Linked DNA regions of Homo sapiens: region 1 is linked to region 2. Evidence: read pairs that join two places in POLR2A ChIA-PET (ENCODE). Cell type or tissue: B cell. All regions are shown on one strand. Each heading gives the region's core, and the rest is flanking DNA. Links, peaks and the distances in the headings are about the cores only. Region 1 overlaps ABHD15 (abhydrolase domain containing 15). Region 2 overlaps TAOK1 (TAO kinase 1).

The links. Peaks named below come from ENCODE experiments on the same cell type or tissue, not always from the same donor. Only the 100,000 strongest peaks of a DNase experiment are listed, where the experiment ranks them.
Region 1: POLR2A ChIA-PET joins it to region 2 with 6 read pairs; 14 of 35 experiments call an interaction of 5 or more read pairs at or near these places.

What each region holds. Positions count from the first base shown.
Region 1 is chr17:29,552,327-29,563,113 of GRCh38, forward strand. It overlaps ABHD15 (abhydrolase domain containing 15), which reads right to left. Exons shown (of 2, transcript NM_198147.3): 2 at 8,221-10,760. The coding sequence ends at 10,235. Among named protein-coding and RNA genes, the nearest start is that of ABHD15, 9.3 kb to the right of the region's middle. In B cell, for the core only: no CTCF peak of the experiment used is centred there; DNase peaks (open chromatin) are centred at 7,497, 8,195 and 9,765; H3K4me3 peaks cover 2,380 bases; H3K27ac peaks cover 2,860 bases.
Region 2 is chr17:29,395,690-29,406,476 of GRCh38, forward strand. The region is part of intron 1 of TAOK1 (TAO kinase 1); the gene reads left to right. Among named protein-coding and RNA genes, the nearest start is that of MIR4523, 10 kb to the left of the region's middle. RefSeq lists an enhancer at 5,669-5,738. In B cell, for the core only: no CTCF peak of the experiment used is centred there; no DNase peak of the experiment used is centred there.

The sequences.
Region 1 (10,787 bases), core at 6,047-10,046, 160 kb after region 2:
ACAGCGAGACTCCGTCTCAAAAAAAAAAAAAAAAAATATATATATATATATATATAAAAACCCTCTAGTCTAATTGGCTCGCCTTCTGTCTGCCCAGAGTGAAGTGGCCTATTGTGTTCTGGGTGTGAGATTATTCTAGTTGAAATTCTGACTGCTTGATGCAAGTTCTTACGTTTTATTTCTACCTTGTGGTCTGCATAACCACAACGCCGATACACGGAGCCATAAATGTAAGCAGTTCTCTTGGGTCTTGTACAAAGCCTCAAAAGGTGGTCTTATCTGGGCTTATCTCCCTAGATTTGAAAAATCACATTTTAGCCCTATGTGGGGGCAGTAAACCATGGAATCCAGTCCTATTTAAAACACTGTGACTTTTTTTTTTGTCAGAAGACTAATTCAGAGGGAGAAATGCTCAGGGGCTGGGATTTATGTTTTTTAATTTAAAAAGAAAATAGGGCCGGGCGTGATGGCTCAACCTGTAATCCCAGCACTTCGGGAGGCTGAGGCAGGCAGATCACCTGAGGTCAGGAGTTTTGAGACTAGCCTGACCAACGTGGTGAAACCCCATCTCTACTAAAAATACATGGTGAAACCCCGTCTCTACTAAAAATACAAAAAATTAGCCGGGCATGGTGGTGGGCTCCTGCAGTCCCAGCTACTCGGGAGGCTGAGGCAGGAGAACGGCGTGAACCCGGGAGGCAGAGATTGCAGCGAGCCGAGATCGTGCCACTGCACTCCAGCCTGGGCGACAGAGCGAGACTCCGTCTCAAAATTAAAAATAAATAAATAAATAAATAAATAAATAACAAAAATTAGCCAGGCGGTGGGTGCCTGTAATCCCAGCTACTAAGGAGGCTTAGGCAGGAGAATTACTTGAACCTGAGAGGCGAAGGTTGCAGTGAGCCAAGATCAGGCCACTACACTCTAGCCTGGGTGACAGAGTGAGGCTCCATCTCAAAAAAAAAAAAAGAAAAGAAAATAACTTTTGGGTTTTTTGTTTGTTTTTTTGTTTTTGAGGCAGCCTCTCTCTGTTACCCAGGCTAGAGTGTAGTGGCCTGATCTTGGCTCACAACAACCTCCGCCTCCCAGGTTCAAGTGATTCTCGTGGCTCAGCCTCTGAAGTAGCTGGGATTACAGGTGTGTGCCACCAAGCCCAGCTAATTTTTGTATTTTTAGTAAAGATGGGGTTTCTCCATCCTGGCCAAGCTGGTTGCGAACTCCTGACCTCAGATGAACCATCTGCCTCGCCCTCCCAAAGTGCTGGGATTACAGGCGTGAGCCACCACACCCAGCCAAGAAAATAGTTTTAAGTACCATTTTTAAAAGTATAATTTAGGTTGGGCCGGGCGCGGTGGCTCACGCCTGTAATCCCAGCTACCCCGGAGGCTGAGGCAGGAGAAAGGCGTGAACCCGGGAGGCGGAGCTTGCAGTGAGCCGAGATCGCGCCACTGCACTCCAGCCTAGTTTACAGAGCGGGACTCCGTCTCAAAAAAAAAAAAAAAAAAAAAGGATAAAGTATAATTTAGGTTACCTACCATATTGAAAAGAAGACTTAAAGTGGCAGTTTTTTAACTCCTAGAATGTCGACATTTGAACTATTTTGAGATTAACATTTCTATAGTGTTTAATTTGCTTGCCTCAAACAGCTGTGTGGCAGCCAGGTGCAATGGCTCATGCCTGCAGTCCTACCACTTTGAGAGGCTGAGGTGGAAGGATTGCTTGAGACCAGGAGTTTGAGACCAGCCTGGGCAACATAGTGAGACCCTATCTATCTACAAAAAAATAATAAAAATATTAGATGAGCATGGTGACACATGCCTGTAGTCCCAGCTACTTGGGAGGCTGAGGTGGGAGGATTGCTTGAGCCTGGAAGGTTAAGGCTGCAGTAAGCCATGATCATACCACTACATTCCAGCCTAGGTGACAGAGCTAGACTTTGCCTTGCAGAGCCAGGATTAGATCCCAGACCTCATCTCCAGTATTTTCAATATACCCACCTGAATTTGGACTAACTCAATGGGGTTAAAAAACAAGATTTCTAGGGCATAGAGGCTCATGCCTATAGATCCCCCCCTACTCAGGAGGTTGAGGTGGGATGATTGCTTGAGCCCAGGAGTTTGGTGTCCAGCCTGGGCAACATAAGGAGACTCCGTCTCTAAAAAAAGATTCTTTGTTTTCTCCTCACAATTGGGTTCTTCAAATTACAGTGGGATGAAAGATTCGAGTTATGCTTAGAATTTGAAATCTATCCTACCTGACTATAAAAGAAATTTGAACATAAAATTAGTCATGGGAGGTCGGGCACGGTGCCTCACACCTATAATTCTAGCACTTTGGGAGGCCAAGGCAGGCGGATCACTTGTGGTCGGGAGTTTGAGACCAGCCTGGCCAACATAGAGAAACCCTATCTCTACAAAAATACACAAATTAGCTGGGTGTGGTTGCGCATGCCCGTAGTCCCAGCTACTTGGGAGGCTGAGGCAGGAGAGTTGCTTGAACCCAAGAGGCGGAGGTTGCAGTGAGCTGAGATCATGCCACTGCACTCCAGCCTGGGCAACAAAGTGAGACTCTGTCTCAAAAAAAAAAAAAATTAATCACGATTGTCAGCTAGCTTCACAGCCCCTATGCCATCACCTACATCACATTTCGCCAGCTGCAGAATCAGGGTCTTCCTGTATGTGTCCTGGGCAATTAATGACTTTACCTTTTGCTACCCTATTTTCAGGTACTTGTTCTTAACGGATACAGGGAGAGAAGGCTGCTGAGGGTGTTAGCTCTGTGCAGGCTGTGCAGTGAAATTTAAAGGGTGCCATTTGTAGATAACGTGCATGGCTCCCCCCATGCAGTTGTGCACCCCGGCAGCTCTGAAGAGAGATACCCTGAAACCCCCACCTTTTTGTTAAAATCCTTTACATTTTGGAGTCCAAAATGGACATTGTTTAGTATCATCTCAGACAGTGATTAGGAAAAGGCAAATAATGTATGGCATAAAGAGCACTAATTTGGGTCTGGTCTTAGCCCCACCACTAACCATGAGATCTTAAAAGTCACATCGTCTCTGACCATCTATAAGAAATAGAAATGCAGATGGTTTTTGACAAAAATTGATGTGAAACCAATTAGCTGTGACATAGTATCAGTGTGTGTGTACATATATGGGGGTGGGGATGGGGAGAGTTTGTCCTCAACTGGGCAACCCAAACCCAACCTGTGAGGCTCAAAGGTGCTGCTCTTCCAGGCCCTTCCCAACTTTGCAGTGCAATTAATAACTGGAACTTCTTAGCCTTATAAGATGTTGATCAGAGAATAAAGACTGTGATTTGAAAGCAGATGCCCCTTCATCATGGAGGTCTTTGAGCTATGGCTGAGGAATTAGAGTCTTGGAGAATGGGATCTGTTTGCTATTAAGTATCTCATTATATCCTAACAGACCTTATAAATTAAGGCCTATACACATTCCCAGTCTTTTCATATGGAACAACTCATAAAATAACTTTCTCAGGGTCACTTAAGTCATAGATGAAGTAGAAACTGGAACCCACATCTCCAAACTATTACTTCAGTATCCTATCAACACACAAACACTGTTTGCCCACTGAATAATATATTTGTTGTAGGCACCATCAATGATCAGGGAATTGTGCGCCTGCTGGGAAATTATTAGCCCAGAACAGGAGACCTGGTTATTGATTAAACAGAGCTGCTGCTGGTTAGTGTTAGGCCACACGAGGCTAGATCTACAAAAGTGAGGCAACATCCAGTGGCTAGAGAATGTGCACTGAGGCTCTGCTAAACGCCACAGTAGGCAAGCATGGCTTAGTACACAGAAGACTTCAGAAGACAAACAGCACATATTTGTTTCTGGAGATTTAAAAAATAATAACATTCCAGTGTTACTGGGAGACTGATTTACTATTCAGAGACAAATAAGTTGGAGAGAAATTTTTTGTTCAACCATACTAAATACTAAGGCAAGGTATTGCATTATTACAAGGTAAGACTAGAGGGACTAGAGACTTACTTTTGATGCATGAGTGTCTTATTGTTTCAATGAAGTATCATTTTACCTTCAAAACTTTAGCTCCGGCCGGGTGCGATGGCTCACTCCTATAATCCCAGCACTTTGGGAGGCCGAGGTGGGCGGATCATGAGGTCAGGAGATCGAGACCACAGTGAAACCCCGTCTCTACTGAAAATACAAAAAATTAGCCGGGCGTGGTGGCGGGCGCCTGTAGTCCCAGCTACTCGGGAGGCTGAGGCAGGAAAATGGCGTGAACTTGGGAGGCGGAGCTTGCAGTGAGCCGAGATGGTGCCACTGCACTCCAGCCTGGGCGACAGAGCGAGATTCCGTCTCAAACAAACAAACAACAATAAAAAAAAACCTTTAGCTCCTCTGAGCAAGTGCGACTAGAGCATAATCATTGGCTATCTTAAAAATATACTCTGATGCCAGGTGTGGTAGCTCACACCTATAATCTCAGACTTTTGGGAGGCCGAGGTGAAAAGATCCCTTGAACCCAGGAGTTCGAGACCAGCCTGAGTAACATAGTAACAAACCCTATCTATACAAAAAATACAAAAATTAGCTAGGCATGGTGGTGCACACCTGTAGTCCCAGCTACTTAGGAGTCTGAGGTAGGAGGATCACCTGAGCTCGGGAGGTCGAGGCTGTGGTAAGCCATGATCACACCACTGGGCAATCCAGCCTGGGTGACACAGCAAGACCCTTTCTCTAAACAAAACAAAACACTCTGGGCTGGGAATGGTGGTGGCTCATGCCTGTAGTACCATCACTTTATGAGGCTGAGGCGGGAGGATTGCTTGAGCTCAGGAGGTTGAGGATGCAGTGAGCCAAGATTGCACCACTGCACTCTAGCCAAGGTGACAGAGCAAGACCTTATCTCAAACAAACAAAAACCACAGACACACACACTCACTCTGGTCACTTTGGCAGGGTTATTTTCATTAAAATTTATGTTATCTCTCAACTCCCAGGATCCTAGTCAGGTCTGTGGTTTTCTGATCCTTGAGCCCAGAAACCCACCTTAAGTTGTTACAAACACTAAGATCATTAGCATTATTTATTTTAATTCACAGACCTTAGATGAGAAGAAACTGGATATCTGATCTAGTTCATCCTCATTTCTTGCCACATGTTCTCTCCATGATATGTGCCAAGGGGCAGTCTAGCTTGAATATCCCACTGATGATGTGAGACTTACTGTTTCCTGAGGCATTCATTTAATCTCTGAGTACTTGGACACTCCCTATGTATAACTTCTCAAGCCTTCCTGAATGCACTCTTATCTCTGCAAATTGTGATAATGAGTCAAAGCAATTTCTGGTGTCATCCTTTCTGGCTTGACTGAAGAATCACAAATACTCCTTTTATTGGCATTGTTACCAAGTTCTACCAGAGTGGCCAAGTGTATCTGCTTGTTTAAGCAGGGAGAGGAATTCATGCTAAAATTCATCTCTAAAGGAAGATACCTTGGCATTCATTACTAAAGGTGACTGATTGAGAAAGGACCTTGTGGTTTGGGATGGAAGATGAGTACAGAGGAGTTTCTGACTCTAGGTGGTTCTGAGGTTATGTATAAAGCCAAGGTGACACTTCCTTGTTTTGAGACCTTTTCTCTTTCCTTTTTTTGAGACAGGGTCTTGCTCTGCTGCCCAGGCTAGAGTGCAGTGGCATGTTTACAGCTCACTGCAGACTTGACTTCCTAGGCTCAAGTGATTCTCCCACCTCAGTCTCTCTAGTAGCTGGGCCTACAGGCATGCACCACCATACACAGCTGATTTTTGTATTTTTTGTAGAGACAGGTTTTCACCACGTTGCCCAGGCTGGTCTCAAACTCCTGGACTCAAGCGATCCACCCACCTCAGTCTCCCAAAGTGCTAGGATTACAGGTGTGAGCCACCATGCCTGGCCAAGGCCTCCTTCCTTCCTTCCTTCCCTCCCTCCTTCCTTCCATCCTTCCTTCCTTCCCTTCTTTCTTTTTCTTTCTTTCTCTTTCTTTCCTTCCTTCCTTCCTTTCTTTCTTTTTCTTTCTTTCTTTTTCTTTCTTTCTTCTTTTTTTCCTTTCTTCTTTCTTTCTTCTTTCTTTTTCTTTCTCTTTATTTCCTTTCTTTTTTTCTTTTTTTTGAGACGGAGTTTTGCTCTTCTTGCCCAGGCTGGAGTACAATGGCGCAATCTTGGCTCACCGAAACCTCCACCTCCCGAGTTCAAGTGATTCTCCTGCCTCAGCCTCCCAAGTAGCTGGGATTAGAGGCATGCACCACCACACCTGGCTAATTTTGTGTTTTTAGTAGAGACGGGGTTTCTCCATGGTGGTCAGGCTGGTCTCGAACTCCCAACCTCAGGTGATCCACACGGCTCGGCCTCCCAAAGTGTTGGAATTACAGGCGTGAGCCACTGCGCCCGGCCAAGACCTATTTTCTATCAGTATCCAAGTCTTAGGATATCGTCACTCAAAACAGAGATGATGTCTTCTCAGAGAATTTAGTGCTGTATTTTTCATACTGTCATCTCCAGCCAAGCCACCCTGGAAATCTATGTATAAATACATAAAATACTAAATTATGAGAATTAAGTTATAGCTTAGCACAATCTTGATATCAGAGATCAGAACTTAGAACTCACAGAAAATTTCAGAAGCAGTTGTCTGCTTTCTGCATTCTGATCCATGGCTAGAGACAGAGGACTCAATTGCCACTTCTGAATTAATGCCTCCCTTTAGTCATTGGCTTTTTGTTTTTGCTTTATTGTTTTCATTATGATTTTGAGACAGGGTCTTGCTCTGTTGCCCAGGATGGAGTGCAGTGGCGCAGTCTCGGTCCACTGCAGCCTCTGCTTCCCAGGCTCATGCGATTCTCTCACCTCAATCTCCCAAGTAGCTGGGACTACAGGCGTGTGCCACCACACTCAGATGGAATTTCACCATGTTGGCTAGGCTGGTCCTGAACTCCTGGACTGAAATGATCTGCCTGCCTCGGCCTCCCAAAGTGCTGGGATTACTGCACTTTGCAGTGAGTCACTGCACCTGGCTCGTTTCCTTATTTGTATTCATTTTTTTATCTTACCATTTGAAGGTGTTGGTAAATAACGGACACCAAAAAGGAGGCAAGCAAGTAATGAGGCCTGAAGATTACTGAAGACCCACCACCTGGAAAGTCCAACTCAGTGGTTCTTAGGTGTTCGGGAGGGGCTCACTGAAGTCTCGACCTCCAGGGCTGAAGCAGTGCTACCGCCTCAGTCTCCCGAGTGGCTGGGACTACAGGGTGCACCACCATGCCTAGCTAATTTAATTTTTTGTAGAGATGGGGTTTTGCTATGTTGGCCAGACTAGTCTCGATCTCTTGGCCTCAAGTGATCCTCCCACCTCAGTCTCTCAAAGTGCTGGTATTGCAGGTGAGAGCCACTGTGCCCCGCCTATTGTTTGGTTTTGTTGTTTGTTTCTTGCTTCCTCAAACTCATAACTTGCCATTTTGTTCAAGGGCCACCCATTCACAGAACAGTGTGCCTGGGGCTCCTCCAGCTGGCTTCACACAATTAGCTATTTACCAAAGCAGAATTCACCTGTGTGATTCTTGAATCATTAGGCTAAAGGACAGGGCCATCCAAATCTTTCCTGCTTGAACAGAAATTACACTTTCTCAGCACAAAACAGGCATTTCAGCCCTAGTCTTCAAGTAGTAATGGGAAAATCAGAGAATGTTCTTGGGATATGCAGTGGGTGCATCTGGCACAAGGGCCACGGAAGAGAAATACTTTAGGGTTCGGGTCACTAGAGTTCAGGGTTCAAAGGAATTAATGGAACGTGAACTGGGGCTGATTCTGCCATTCTTCTGACTGTAACTACAAAGTTTATACATTTCTCTCCCTGGAAAACTTTCTTTCCTATCAAAAGGGAAAGGAAAACCAACCACTATTTCTCCAAAAGCTATTCTCTTGAAGAACCAGAATCTTGCATTATCTGGATAGTTTCTAGAGAAACTATGCAGATTTTCACCCTTAGGGACTCTTTAAGCCTTAGGGTTTAAAAACCACTAGGCTGCTTCCCATTTTGCAGGGCAACTGGGACTACGGGACCCTAATTAACTGAAATCCTCACTGTACCAGATGTGGAGGGCAGCTGGTGGTAGCGGATGGCCAGATGGCAGTAAATCTCCCTCACCAAGGCTTACACCAAGGCTGTTGTTCACCGGCAGTAGAGCAGCTTAATTTCAGTTCCTTTTTATTTATCCTGCTTAGAAACGGCAAAAGAACGTCAGATGAGGAATATGGAGGAGGAGAAACAAGAAGTGGGGAGAAGGGAGATAATTTTTCTTTTCTTTTTTTTTTTTGAAACACAGTCTTACTCTGTCGCCCAGGCTGGAGTGCAGTGGTGCGATCTCAGCTCACTGCAAGCTCCGCCTCCCGGGTTCACGCCATTCTCCTGCCTCAGCCTCCTGAGTAACTGGGATTACAGGCACCCGCTACCACGCCCGGCTAATTTTTTGTATTTTTAGTAGAGATGAGGTTTCACTGTGTTAGCCAGGATGGTCTCGATCTCCTGACCTCGTGATCCACCCACCTCGGCCTCCCAAAGTGCTGAGATTATAGGTGTGTGCCACCGCTCCCAGCCAGGAGGGAGATAATTTTTCACAACAAGATAATGTCCCTTAGATTATCGAGTGCTGTCTACATTTCAGTGCAGATTCTTGGAGTTATTTCAAAGTTTCTTCTGATTTGATCTAGAAGAACAAGATCTAGAATCTGGGGCAAGATTATCCAAACCTGAAATCAAGGCCTCAGGAATACCTTATACCAAGTCTTGGAATGTGGGTTTTCGTATAAGCAGCTCTCTTCTTTACAACAGCTTTGCTGTTTTTGAGGTCAGAACAGGAGCCCTCTTTCTCAATGACGATTAAAATAAAACTTCAGGGCAAAGTTTTTGAATCTTAGCAACACATGGAAACATATGTCCTGTTGCCAAAAAAATTTTAATTGCCTAATCCAAACCAGAATATTTAGATCAACCTGTATACTATATATTATCTCTGATATACTATATCTCTAGTCCTCAGCATTATTCTTCATAAAACCAAATACCCACTTATTTGCTGAGTGGCCAGATCTAAGAGGAAGCTTTTCTGCCTTTACAGGGATGGCCTTTTGAATAATTGAGCAGACGAAGCATTGGAATATGAAATATTTGTAAATCACTGGTCAGCTCTAGTCAACCTCTTGGTGCTTTTGTTTCCTCTGGTCCCAGATGTGTCTCCTGGCTCTGGAAAGGGAGAGGCCAGTAGTAGGATCAGAAAAGGGAGCAACCAACCAGAAAACACCTAAGTTATGAGGTTTGTGCTTTTCCTGACTTAGAGAAAGTCCATATCTCAGGAGATAAACAGTTCTGGCTGCAGCTCTCTGGAGTAATCCCCTGAAATGGTGCCAGAGGGAGCATGTAGGGTAGCCAAGATTCTGACTCCTTGAACCATGGTCTAGCAAAGCCCTCAGATCCTGCATGAGAGCGCTTCCTATTTGTAAAATACCCTTGGGATCTCTCCAGTGAGGCTTGGGGGCCAGATCAGCCCCATTCCTAGCTGAGACTTGCAGAGCTCCTCTGAGAGATTGGAACTTCGCATTCCTTGAGATGGACATTCACATTCTCTACCTGCTCAGCCCTCAGCGAGCCAGCCCCACTGCCTCTGCCGCCCTTCTCACACACACAAGCCTGCTGCCGCAGTTGCCAGAGCATTCGGTCAAAGCAGGGCGCCACAACCACAGAGCAAATGAGGGAAGTGGGGCCGAGACACAAACATCCTGTCCTCATGACATCAAATGGCTCCAGCTTGAGAATCGGGGTCACTGCCCAGTGACATACACAAACGTCTCATCCCTCTAGCCACTGCCAGTAAGAGGGCATTTTCTCCTGAGTCCATGGATTGAAAAAGTGCTATCCTTTGGCTTGTGATGTCAGTGACAGGTGACAGTGACTGGAACGCGCCGCTGCTGACCGGATGAGTAGGGATATGTTGAGCAGAGGCCAGGCAGGAGTTCTGCTGAGGATGAAGTGAGTGCAGGCTCGCAGGACGTTCCTTCTCTTTCAAGGCACCAATTTAAGAGAGAGGGACTGAATGAGGAGCACAGAGCTGGAGCTCCCTCTGTTCAGTCCGCCCCATCTTTCCAGGACTCCCCCTTGCCCAGCTCTGTTTTTCTTTGCAGGACTTGGGGGTTCTCAGGCCAGGTCTTTCACCTTGTGTATGATCGCTTCCAGTTAAAGATCTCCTCCAGGTTGGAAGAGGAAGAGACTTCCCGCCTCTGCAAGGCTCCCCCACGACGACGGCCCCCAAGGAAGGAAGCTCTGTGCCTGCTCAGCCCTTTAATCCTCTCCTCCGTTCGGAAGAACTCAGTCAAGGCCCGGAAGGACTCCAAGATGACCTCATGGCTCCAGGCTGGCAAGGGCTCCTGGCGCAGGAAGCCACAGTGGCCTCCGTGGCGACTGAGCAGGAGGAAGAAGTAGGGGTTGCTGTGGAAGAGTTCAGTTGTCAGAGTGTGGTCTGGGGGTCCACACACGGGGTCGTCAGCACTGCAGATACACAGCACAGGCACGGCTGCCTCATCGACATCCCGGAGCGGGTCGTTGCGGTCCCAGTAGGTATCCCAGCTGATGGGGAAGCTTTTGGTGTGGCAGAAGAGAGCCTCCTCAAACTCTCGAAGGGAACGGCTCCTGAACAGTCTGCTGGTGTCCACAGTGTCCTCCAGGGCTGTGGCATACCTGGCAGCGAGGTGTTTAGTGGGGAAG
Region 2 (10,787 bases), core at 3,701-7,700:
CTGTGTCGCCCAGGTTGGAATGCAATAGCGTGATCACAGCGTATTGCAGCCTCAGCCTCCCGGGTTCAAGTGCTCTTCCCACATCAACCTCCCAAGTAGCTGGCACTACAGGTACATGCCACCACGTCTGGCTAATTTTTTTTTTTTTTTTTTTTTTTTGTAGAGATGGGGTTTTGCCATGTTGCCCAGGCTGGTCTTGAACTCCTCAGCTCCAGCTATCTACCTGCCTTGGCCTCCCAAAGTGCTGAGATTACAGACATGAGCCACTGCACCCGGCCCGATTTCCGTACTTACTATTAATGGTTGGATTTTAAAAATTATTCTTCAGGTTTTCCTATTATAAAATATGAGAGGATACAACCTGTATTAGTTCATTCCATTCTTAAAGTATTTTAGTTTTTAGTAATAAAAATTGATGTTTAATTTCATTAAAGATGTCTCATACCTTCTAAAAATCTACATGAATTAAAAAGTTGTGTGGAGGGACTAGCAGCAATTATTTTCAGCTGGGACGTTTCTGTCATCATATGGTAACAGTTATTTCTGTATCAGTCTATTTGTGCCAGAAGCAGACTTTTTGTTCTAAAATACAGTCTAAGGCTATACCTTTTTGATGACAAAATTAAGTATCCTATAAAAGTTGGAAGAGTTTTTAAAATGTTAAGTACCTGGCATGTAAATAAAGTAAGTAAAAGTATAAATTATTAAGTGCCTTGCATAATAGATATACTGCAGCCTCCTAAAAATGCCAGTGACCGTTATGCTGTAGGTTGTTATTTAAATATAATGGCACTTAATTACCGTCTAATTTATCTTTAAAGCTGAGAAGGGGCTAATTTTTCCTTTTGATAAAATTATTTGATCAAATAGTTTTATGCAGGTTTAGAAGTAGATGAATTACTGTAACATTTAGAAAGACATTCAAAGTTTAGTTTCTGAGAAATATTATCAAATAATAGGATGGAACAAAACTTTCTGGTTTGCAGCTACCAATAATAAAATTGGCACTTACTATATATTAATGTTGGCTGGGCGTGGTGGCTCACGCCTGTAATCCTAGCACTTTGGGAGACCGTAGATCACTTTAGGTCAGGAGTTCAAGACCAGCCTGGCCAATGTGGAGGAAACCCGTCTCTACTAAAAATACAAAAAATTAGCTGGGCGTGGTGGCGTGTGCCTGTAATCCCAGCTACTTGGGAGGCTGAGGCAGGAGAATCGCTGGAACTTGGGAGGTAGTGGTTGCAGTGAGCTGAGATTGTGCCACTGCACTCTAGCTGGGCAACAGAGTACAACTCTGTCTCAAAAAAAAAAAAAAAAAAAAAGGGCTGGGCATGGTGGCTCACGCCTGTAATCCCAGCACTTTGGGAGGCTGAGGCGGGTGGATCACCTGAGGTCAGGAGTTGCAGACGAGCCTGGCCAACGTGGCGAAACCTCGTCTCTACTAAAAATACAAAAATTAGCCGGGCGTGGTGGCACTTGTCTGTAGTCCCAGCTACTCGGGAGGCTGAGGCAGGAGAATCATTTGAACCTGGGAGGCAGTGGTTGCAGTGAGCCAAGATCGTGCCACTGCATTCCAGCCTGGGTGACAGAGTGAGACTCTGTCTCAAGAAAATAATAAAAAAGTTAAAAAATGGCTGGGTGCCGTGGCTCACGCCTGTAATCTCAGCACTTTGGGAGGCCAAGGTGGGCAGAACACAAGGTCAGGAGTTCGAGACCAGCCTGGCCAGCATGGTGAAACCCTGTCTCTACTAAAAATACAAAAAATTAGCCGGGCATGGTGGCGCGCACCTGTAGTCTCAGCTACTCAGGAAGTTGAGGCAGGAGAGTTGCTTGAACTCAGCAGGCGGAGGTTGCAGTGAGCCGAGATCGTGCCATTGCACTCCAGCCTGGGCAACAGAGTGAGATTCCGTCCCCCCCCAAAAAAATATATATATATATATACATGTATACATGTATATATGTATATTCATGTATGATACATGTATACATGTATACATGTATATTCATGTATGCATACATGAATATACATGTATGTATATACATATATACACGTATATATACACGTATGTATATATGTATACATGTATATTCGTGTGTATATATGTATATTCATGTATGTATATATGTATATACATGTATATATATGTGTATATATATATATGTATGTCACCATTTACTAGTGTAAATGTGTAACTTTTTCAGTTTTTGTTTTTTTGAGATGGGGTCTTGCTGTGTCACCCAGGTGGGAGTGCAGTGGCACAGTCATGGCCCATAGCAGCCTCTACCTTCAGGGCCGAAGCCGTGAGTAGCTGAGACTGCAGGCCTATGCCACCATACTTGGCTTATTTTAAAGTTTTTTTCGAGAAACGGGGTCTCTATGTTGCCCAATCTGGTCTCAAACTCATGGGGGCTCAGGCAGTCCTCCCTCCTCAGCATCCCAAAGAGCTGGGATTACAGGCATGAGCCACAGTACCAGGCCTGTGGTAACTTCTTTATTTAACTATTTATGCCTCACCTTTTCTTTTCTTTTTTTTTGAGACGGAATTTTGCTCTTGTTGCCCAGGCTGGAGTGCAATGGCATGATCTCGCTCACTGCAACCCCTGCCTCCCAGGTTCAAGCGATTCTCCTGCCTCAGCCTCCCAACAGCTGGGATTACAGGTATGCGCCACCATGCCCAGCTAATTTTTTGTATTTTTAGTAGAGACGGGGTTTCTCCATGTTGGTCAGGCTGGTCATGAACTCGTGACCTCAGGTGATCGCCTGCCTTGGCCTCCCAAAGTGTTGGGATTACAGATGTGAACCACTGCGCCAGGCTTCTTTTCTTTTCTTTTCTTTTCTCTTTTCTTTTCTTTTTTAGAGATGGAGTTTTGCTCTTGTTGCCCAGGCTGGAGTGCAATGGCGTGATCTCGGCTAACTGCAACCTCAGCCTCCCAGGTTCAAGTGATTCTCCTGCCTCAGCCTCCCGGGTAGCTGGGATTATAGGCATGTGCCACCATGCCTGGCTAATGTTTTTGTTTTTTTAGTAGAGACAGGGTTTCACCATGTTGGCCAGGCTGGTCTTGAACTCCTGACCTCAGGTGATCCACCCACCTTGGCCTCCCAAAGTGCTGGGATTACAGGCGGGCATGAGCCACCACACCCGTTAATGTGAAGATAGTATATACTGGGTTGTTTAAATAGGATAATGCTTGCTAAGTACTTAACTTACTGCCTGATACATGCTAACACTCAATAAATTGTTGGCTATCACACACTAGCTGCCTAATATAAATGTTTATGAGTACATTGAGATAATTTTTTTTTTTTTTTTTTTGAGACAGGGTCTCACTCCTGTCACCCAGACTGGAGTGCAGTGGCACGATCTCGGCTGCCTGCAGCCTTGACCTCCCAGGCTCAAGTGATCCACCCACCTTTGCCCTCCAAGTAGCTAGGACTACAGGCAAATGCCACTGCCTGGCTAATTTTTGTATTTTTTGTGGAGATGGGGTTTTGCCATGTTGCCTGGTCTGGTATCGAACTCCTGAGCTCAAGTGGTTCCACCTGCCTCAGCCTCCCAAAGTGCTGGGGAGAGTCTAATATTTAAGGATGAGTTGCATTATATAATTTTGATTTGATATTGGATTTATTTTTATTTATTTATTTTGAGACGGAGTCTCGCTCTGTTGCCCAGGATGGAGTGCAGTGGCACAATCTCGGCTCGCTGCAACCTCTGCCTGCCCTGTTCATGCCATTCTCCTGCCTCAGCCTCCCAAGTAGCTGGGACTACAGGCGCCCGCCACTATGCCTGGCTAAATTTTTGTATTTTTATTAGAGACGGGGTTTCACCGTGTTAGCCAGGATGGTCTTGATCTCCTGACCTCGTGATCTGCCCGCCTTGGCCTCCCAAAGTGCTGGGATTACAGGCGTGAGCCACTGCGCCTGGTGATATTGGATTTATATATCTGGAGTCTGACATACATTTTTGAAAGAAATAGTTAGAATATCAAGGTAGCTTAGTAACTTTTTGCACCTATAATGGACTACTGTGTAGTACTTAATGGGAGTTTTTTTCTTTCTTTGGGATAGATTCTCGCTCTGTCACTCAGGCTGGAGTGCAGTGGTGAGATCAAAGTTCACTACAGCCTCAATCTTCTGGACTTAGCGATCCTCTCACCTCAGCCACCTCAGCAGCTAGGACTACAGGCGTGCACCACCACACCTGGCTAATTTTTTTTTATTTTTAGTACAGACGAGATCTCACTATGTTGCCCAGGTTGGTCTTGATCTTCTGAGTTTAAGTGATCCTTCTGCCTTGTTCTCCCAAAGTGGTGAGATTATACACAGGAGCCACTGTGCCCACCTCTGATGGGAGTTTTTAATTTATCACAGGTTTTCTTTTTCCTTTGCTGGATATAAAGCCTGTCTTAAGAAATGACATTTCAGGCCGGGCGTGGTGGCTCAGGCCTGTAATCTCAGCACTTTGGGAGGCCGAGGTGGGTGGATTGCTTGAGGTCAGGAGTTCAAGACCATCCTGGCCAAAGTGGTGAAACCCCGTCTTTACTAAAAACACAAAAATTAGCTGGGTGTGGTAGTGGGCGCCTGTAATCCCAGCTACTTGGGAGGCTGAGGCAGGAGAATCACTTGAACCAGGCAGAGGTTGCAATGAGCCGAGATCGCGCCATTGCACTCCAGCCTGGGAGACAAGAGCAAAACTCCGTCTCAAAAAAAAAAAAAAAAAACAACAAATGACATTTCTTTTCCAGTACTTACTTTGTTTATTTAAGAAAAATTTGGTATCCCTCTTCTACCTCCTGGAGCTCTTTTTACCATCCCTGTCTTTGAAGGGATTCAGAGTACCCATGCTCTTCTACGCATTTTTATTTAGGTATCTTTTGTAGGTATGTCCTTACCTTGAAAGTGCCTTACGTTCCAAAATGTATTAATTCAACAAACTTTAAGTGATTATTATGTGCCAGATAAGACAGTATTTCAGCCCTGGGAGAATTCCACCTTCTGAATAGTTTTCTCAAGCTAGATAATCATAGGAAAGCAAGGACTTTCCCATAATTTTTAGTTCCTCTAAGCCAGTGCTTTCAAACTTTAGTTTGTGATCCATTAATGGCTTGTAAATTCAATTTAGTGAGTCACAATAACAATTTTAAAAAGTAATGGGGAGTGTCAGTGTGGTGCATAAAGTAAGGGTAAACATTATTATGGGAAACTTTTGTTTGCCTCTTTTTTTTTTTTTTTTTTTTTTTGATGCCAGGGTCTTGCTCTGTTGCCCAGGCTGGAACGCAGTGGTGTGATCATAGTTCACTGCGGCCTCCACCTCCTGGCTCAAGTGATCCTCCCACCTCAGCCTCCTGAGTAACTGCGACTACAGGTGTGCACCACCACACCCGGCTAATTTTTGAAAAAATTTTTTTGTGCAGACAGGGTCTTGCTATGTTGCCCAGGATGGTCTCAAATTCCTGATCTTAAGTTATCCTCTTGCCTTGGCCTCCCAAAGTGCTGGTATTACAGGTGTAAGCTATTGTGCTCAGCAGTTTGCCACATTTTTATATGTTCTGGGTACCCAGTTACACTGTTATAAAGACATACCTGAGACTGGGTAATTTATAAAGAAAATAGGTTTAATGTGCTCACGGTTCTGTGGGCTATACAGGCATCTGCATCTGGGGAGGCTTCAGAAAACTTACAATCATAGCGGAAGTGGAAGTGGGCATATTTTCCCATGGTTGGCAGGAGAGAGAGGGAGAGTGTGCATGTGTGTGGACACGCAAGCGAGTGAAGGGGGAAGTGCTACAAACTTTCCACTTTCCAACAACAGTAGCTCTTGAGAACTCACTATCAACTAGAACAGCAAGGGGGAAATCCACCCCAATGATCCAATCATTTCCACCAGGTCCCTCCCCCAACTTTGGAGATTACAATTTAACATGAGATTTGGGTAGGGACACAGAGCCAAACCATATCACTTTCTTTTTCTTCTCTTTTTTTTTTTGAGACAGGGTTTTACTCTGTTGGGAGGCTGGAGTGCAGTGGGGTGATCATGGCTTGCTGAAACCTCTGCCTCTTGGGCTCAAGCAATCCTCCCACCTCAGCCTCCTGAGTAGCTGTGCCACCACGCCTGGCTAATTTTTGTACTTTTTGTTCTTTTTGTTTGAGACGGGGTTTCGCCATGTTGGCCAGGCTGGTCTTGACTCCTGGCCTCAGGTGATCTGCCCACCTTGGCCTCCCAAAGTGCTAGAATTATAAGCGTGAGCCACTGTGCCTGAACTAAAATTTCTTTTTTTACCTCATCCCTTTTACTTCTAATCTTCTGTCTCTGAAGTATGCTTGTTTTAGTTTGCTTTTTCCTTTTTCTTTCAACAACTCTCCTTCAATCTCTACTGATTCATCTGTAGTCTATTTAGTCGTTATATTGGGTATATTTACCTTTCCTAGGTTTCAAAGCTTAGGAGATAGCAAGGACTTTGCCTAAAAGGTCCTGGGCAGGGTACCAGTAGTTTTGGATAATCATGGTAACTTCTGAGGTTTTTGTATTAAGGAACGTGTTATCAGATATCTAATGTCACACACTATGTGTGAGTGCAGTTTCTCATGAATTGCAGAATTTTAAAAAAAGAAGACTTTCTATTTAATTTTTTTAAGACGGTCTCAGTCCCCTTCCCTATGCTAGAGTCCAGTGGCACACAATGATGGCTCACTGTGCCTCTACTTCCCGGGCTCAGGTGATCCTTTTACCTCAGCCTACCAAGTAGCTGAGACTACAGTCATGCGCCACCATACCTGACTAATTCTTTTGTATTTTTTGTAGAGATTAGGTTTTGTCACATTGCCCAAGCTGGTCTCGAACTCCTGAGCTCAAGCAATCTGCCTGCCTCAGCCTCCGAAAGTGCTGGGATTACAGGTGTGAGCCACCATGCCTGGTTGAAAACTTTTTATTTGGAGGATATTAAGAAAATATCTTTTATTTTTATTTTATTTGGGGACATATATAGATTTGATTTAATTGAAATACGTCTGTTCATAAAATTATTATGTGACTAATTAAGTATATTAAGTATATTTTAAAAATGCCAGGCCAGACGTGATGGGTCATGTCTTTAATCCTAGCACTTTGGGAGGCCGAGGTGGGTGGATCACTTGAGGTCACGAGTTCAAAACCAGCCTGGCCAACATGCTGAAACCCTGTCTCTACTAAAAATACAAAAAAATTAGGCCCGGCGCAGTGGCTTACGCCTGTAAGCCCAGCACTTTGGGAGGCCGAAGTGGGCAGATCACAAGGTCAAGAGATCAAGACAGAGCAAAACTTAGTCTCAAAAAAAAAAAAACAAAATTAGCCGTGCATGGTGGCGGGCACCTGCAATCCCAGCTACTAGGGAGCCTGAGGCAGGAGAACTGCTTCAACCTGGGAGGTGGAGGTTGCAGTGAGCCAAGATTGTGCCATTGCACTCCAGCCTGGGTGACAGGGCAAGATTTTGTCTCAAAAAAAAAAAAAAAAAAAAAAAAATCAGTGTGCTGCAATGTGTTACATCTAACCATAATATTTATGTTTTAGTTGATGTTTTTAATTCACTCATGGTAGTAGTTACAAACCTCTAGTTTGTATTTTGGATTGATTTGTTACAATTTATTCCCATTGAGGCTGAGAAAGAGGTTTCAGAAAAGGTTGATGAACAGCATTACTAAACAAGGTCAAGGTTTTTCCGTTTTTAGACTTGGGGAATTTAGGGTTACTGAAAATTGGAAAAGCTTTGTCTTTTTGCCAAAACCATCCATATCCTTGATTGTACTTGATAAGGAAACTTTGCTCTTCCTTGTTGTACAGAAACTTTGTATAGTATATGTTGTTTTATTTAATATATAGTATTTAAGTAATCTCCTGCTGCATAAATGGTAGATGATGATGATGTTTTATAGGGCTCATTACTTGATAGGAGTATGGTATTTCAGTTGGTTTTATTTACTGGAATTAGAGTTTTGAGTCCCAGAGGGGCAATATAATGTGCTCACTTTCAGATTCTTTTTTGTTTTTTGTGTTTCTTTTCAGACAGGGTCTTGCTCTGTCACCCAGGCTGGAGTGTAGTGGCACAATCACAGCTCACTGCAGCCCTGACCTCTTACACCGAAGCAGTCCTCATACGTCAGCCTCCCAAAGTGCTGGGATTACAGGTGTGAGCCACCATGCCTGGCCTAGATTCTTTACTTTGACATGTCGTTATTAGTGATAATGATTTTTTAATTCTCTAGAAAAGTACAAATAATTTGAAAATGGAGTAATTAAAAGATCATTTTATCTTCAGCTTAGGTAGTGAAAAAGTATTTTTGTGTTTTATGTGTGAATGTCTAGTTCTATAAAATAATGCCATTAATCTTTAATCAAGAATAAAAAAGTTGGCTGGGCATGTAAAAAATAAAACAGTGTTGAGATATGAAATATTTCTGTGTGTGTGTGGGGGGGGATTTTGTTTTGTTTTGTTTTGTTTTTGAGACAGGGTCTTACTCTTTTAAGAACCTGTTGTAGGACTCCAGACTGGAGTGCAGTGGTAGGATCACAGCTCACTGCAGTCTTGACCTCCTGGGCTCAAGTGATCCTCCTGCCTCAGCCCCACAAGTAGCTAGGACTACAGCCCTGTGCTACCACACCCAGCGAATTTTTTGTATTTTTAGTAGAGACGGCTTCACCGTGTTGCCCAGGCTGGTCTTGGATTGCTGGACTCAAGTGATCCACCCAGCTCAATCTCCCAAGGTGTCAGGATTACAGGCATGAGCCACCACACCTGGCCTGAAATATTTGCTAAAATAAGTAAAATAACTATGATATAAAAACTTTTGGCTAGGCATGATATCTTCCGCCTGTAATCCCAGCACTTTGGGAGACTGAGACAAGGGGATCGCTTGAGCCCAGGAACTCAAGACCAGCCTGGCAACATAGTAAGGCCTCATCTCTACTAAAAATAAAAAATTAGCCAAGTACGGTGGCATGTGCCTGTGGTCCCAGCTACTCAGGAGGCTGAGGCAGGAGGATTGCTGGAACCTAGGAGGATGGAGTTACAGTGAGCCATGGTTGTGCTACTGCATTCCAGCTTGGGCAACAGTGAGACCCTGTGTCTAAATAAATAAATAGGTAAGTAAAAACTGTTTAATTTTTTGACAATATGTTAAAATACACTACCATTCTGTATTTTAACATAAATTTTATTAGATTCAAGTTAGGTGGAATGATAGCCAAGATTTTAGTATCCATTATTTTACTCTATTTTATTCAAATGGCACTATGATATGAGTTCAAAAAATTTTTGAAACAGTGTCCTTTGTTTTGAGATGGAGTTTTGCTCTTGTTGCCCAGGCTGGAGCGCAATGGCATGATCTCGGCTCACCGCAACCTCCACCTCCCAGGTTCAAGTGATTCTCCTGCCTCAGCCTCCCAAGTAGCTGAGATTACAGGCATGTGCCACCAGGCCCAGCTTATTTTTGTATATATATATTTTTAGTAGAGATGGGGTTTCACCATGTTGGTCAGGCTAGTCTCAAACTCGTGACCTCAGGTGATACACCCGCCTTGGCCTCCCAGAGTGCTGGGATTACAGGCGTGAGCCACCTTGCCCTGCTGAAACAGTGTCCTTTTAAAAATGCTTTCAGAGCACAGTCATTAAGCCAGTTGGTTTACTCATGCTGCAGTAAATTTGGAAATAAATTTCAGTTTAATACTCTTTTGAGATATTCACATAGTTATAATTTGTAATTTGTTGGTATGTACTATGAAAACACCAAGTCAAGATAGTGATTGATGGAATTTGCTTTTAAAGACCACAAGTTTAGGCCAGGAGTGGTGGCTCATGCCTGTAATCCCAGCATTTTGGGAGGCCGAGGTGGGCGGATCACCTGAGGTCAGGAGTTTGAGACCAGCCTGGCCAATATGGTGAAACCCCGTCTCTACTAAAAATGCAAAAATTAGCTGGGTGTGGTGGCTCTCGCCTGTAATCCCAGCTACTCGGGAGGCAGAGGTAGGAGAATTGCTTGAACCTGGGAGGCGGAGTTTGCAGTGAGCCGACATCGAACCTCTCTACTCCAGCCTGTGAGACAGAGTGAGACTCCATCTCAGAAAAAAAAAGACAACCAGTTTAGCCAGTAAGTTATGTAGCTTTCATATCAAAGTAAGATTCAGCAATGACATACGTATTTCTTATATTTTTTGAGTGCAGCATTCTAGGCAGTGTGGTTATTAAAATAGGTTCAGTAATGACACATCTGTATTTATTAATACATTTTTTTGGTGTGTTATTTTGTAGATACTGTGCCAGTATACAGAAATCAGTAAGACTTGATCCCTCCCATTTTGTAGTTTAGTAGGGATACAGGCTTGCAAGTAAATACATACAATAGTGTAGTGCAGGGTTTCCCAACCGTGGTAGTATTGACATTTTGGGTAGGATAATTCATTGTTGGGGGGATCTGTGCTATGCATTATAGCATATTTTGCAGCATCACTGGCTTTTACCCATTAGATGCCAGTAGCGTCACCCCTGGTTGTGATGATCAAAAAATGTTTCAGGTATTACCAAATGTCCCCTAGGGAGCAAAATCACCTGATTGAGAACCATTTATTTAACTGTTATACAGGTAGAGTTAAGGGGTGTTTAGGAGTAGTGACTCCTGAGGGAGTGAGATTTTATATGGGTCTTGAAAAAAAAATAAAAGTACAAAGGGTATTATATACCTGAGAGCATGAATGATCAATATTGAAGAGGGTGATTACTGATCATATGTGGCTATAGGTTATTTATGTGATTTGGGATGG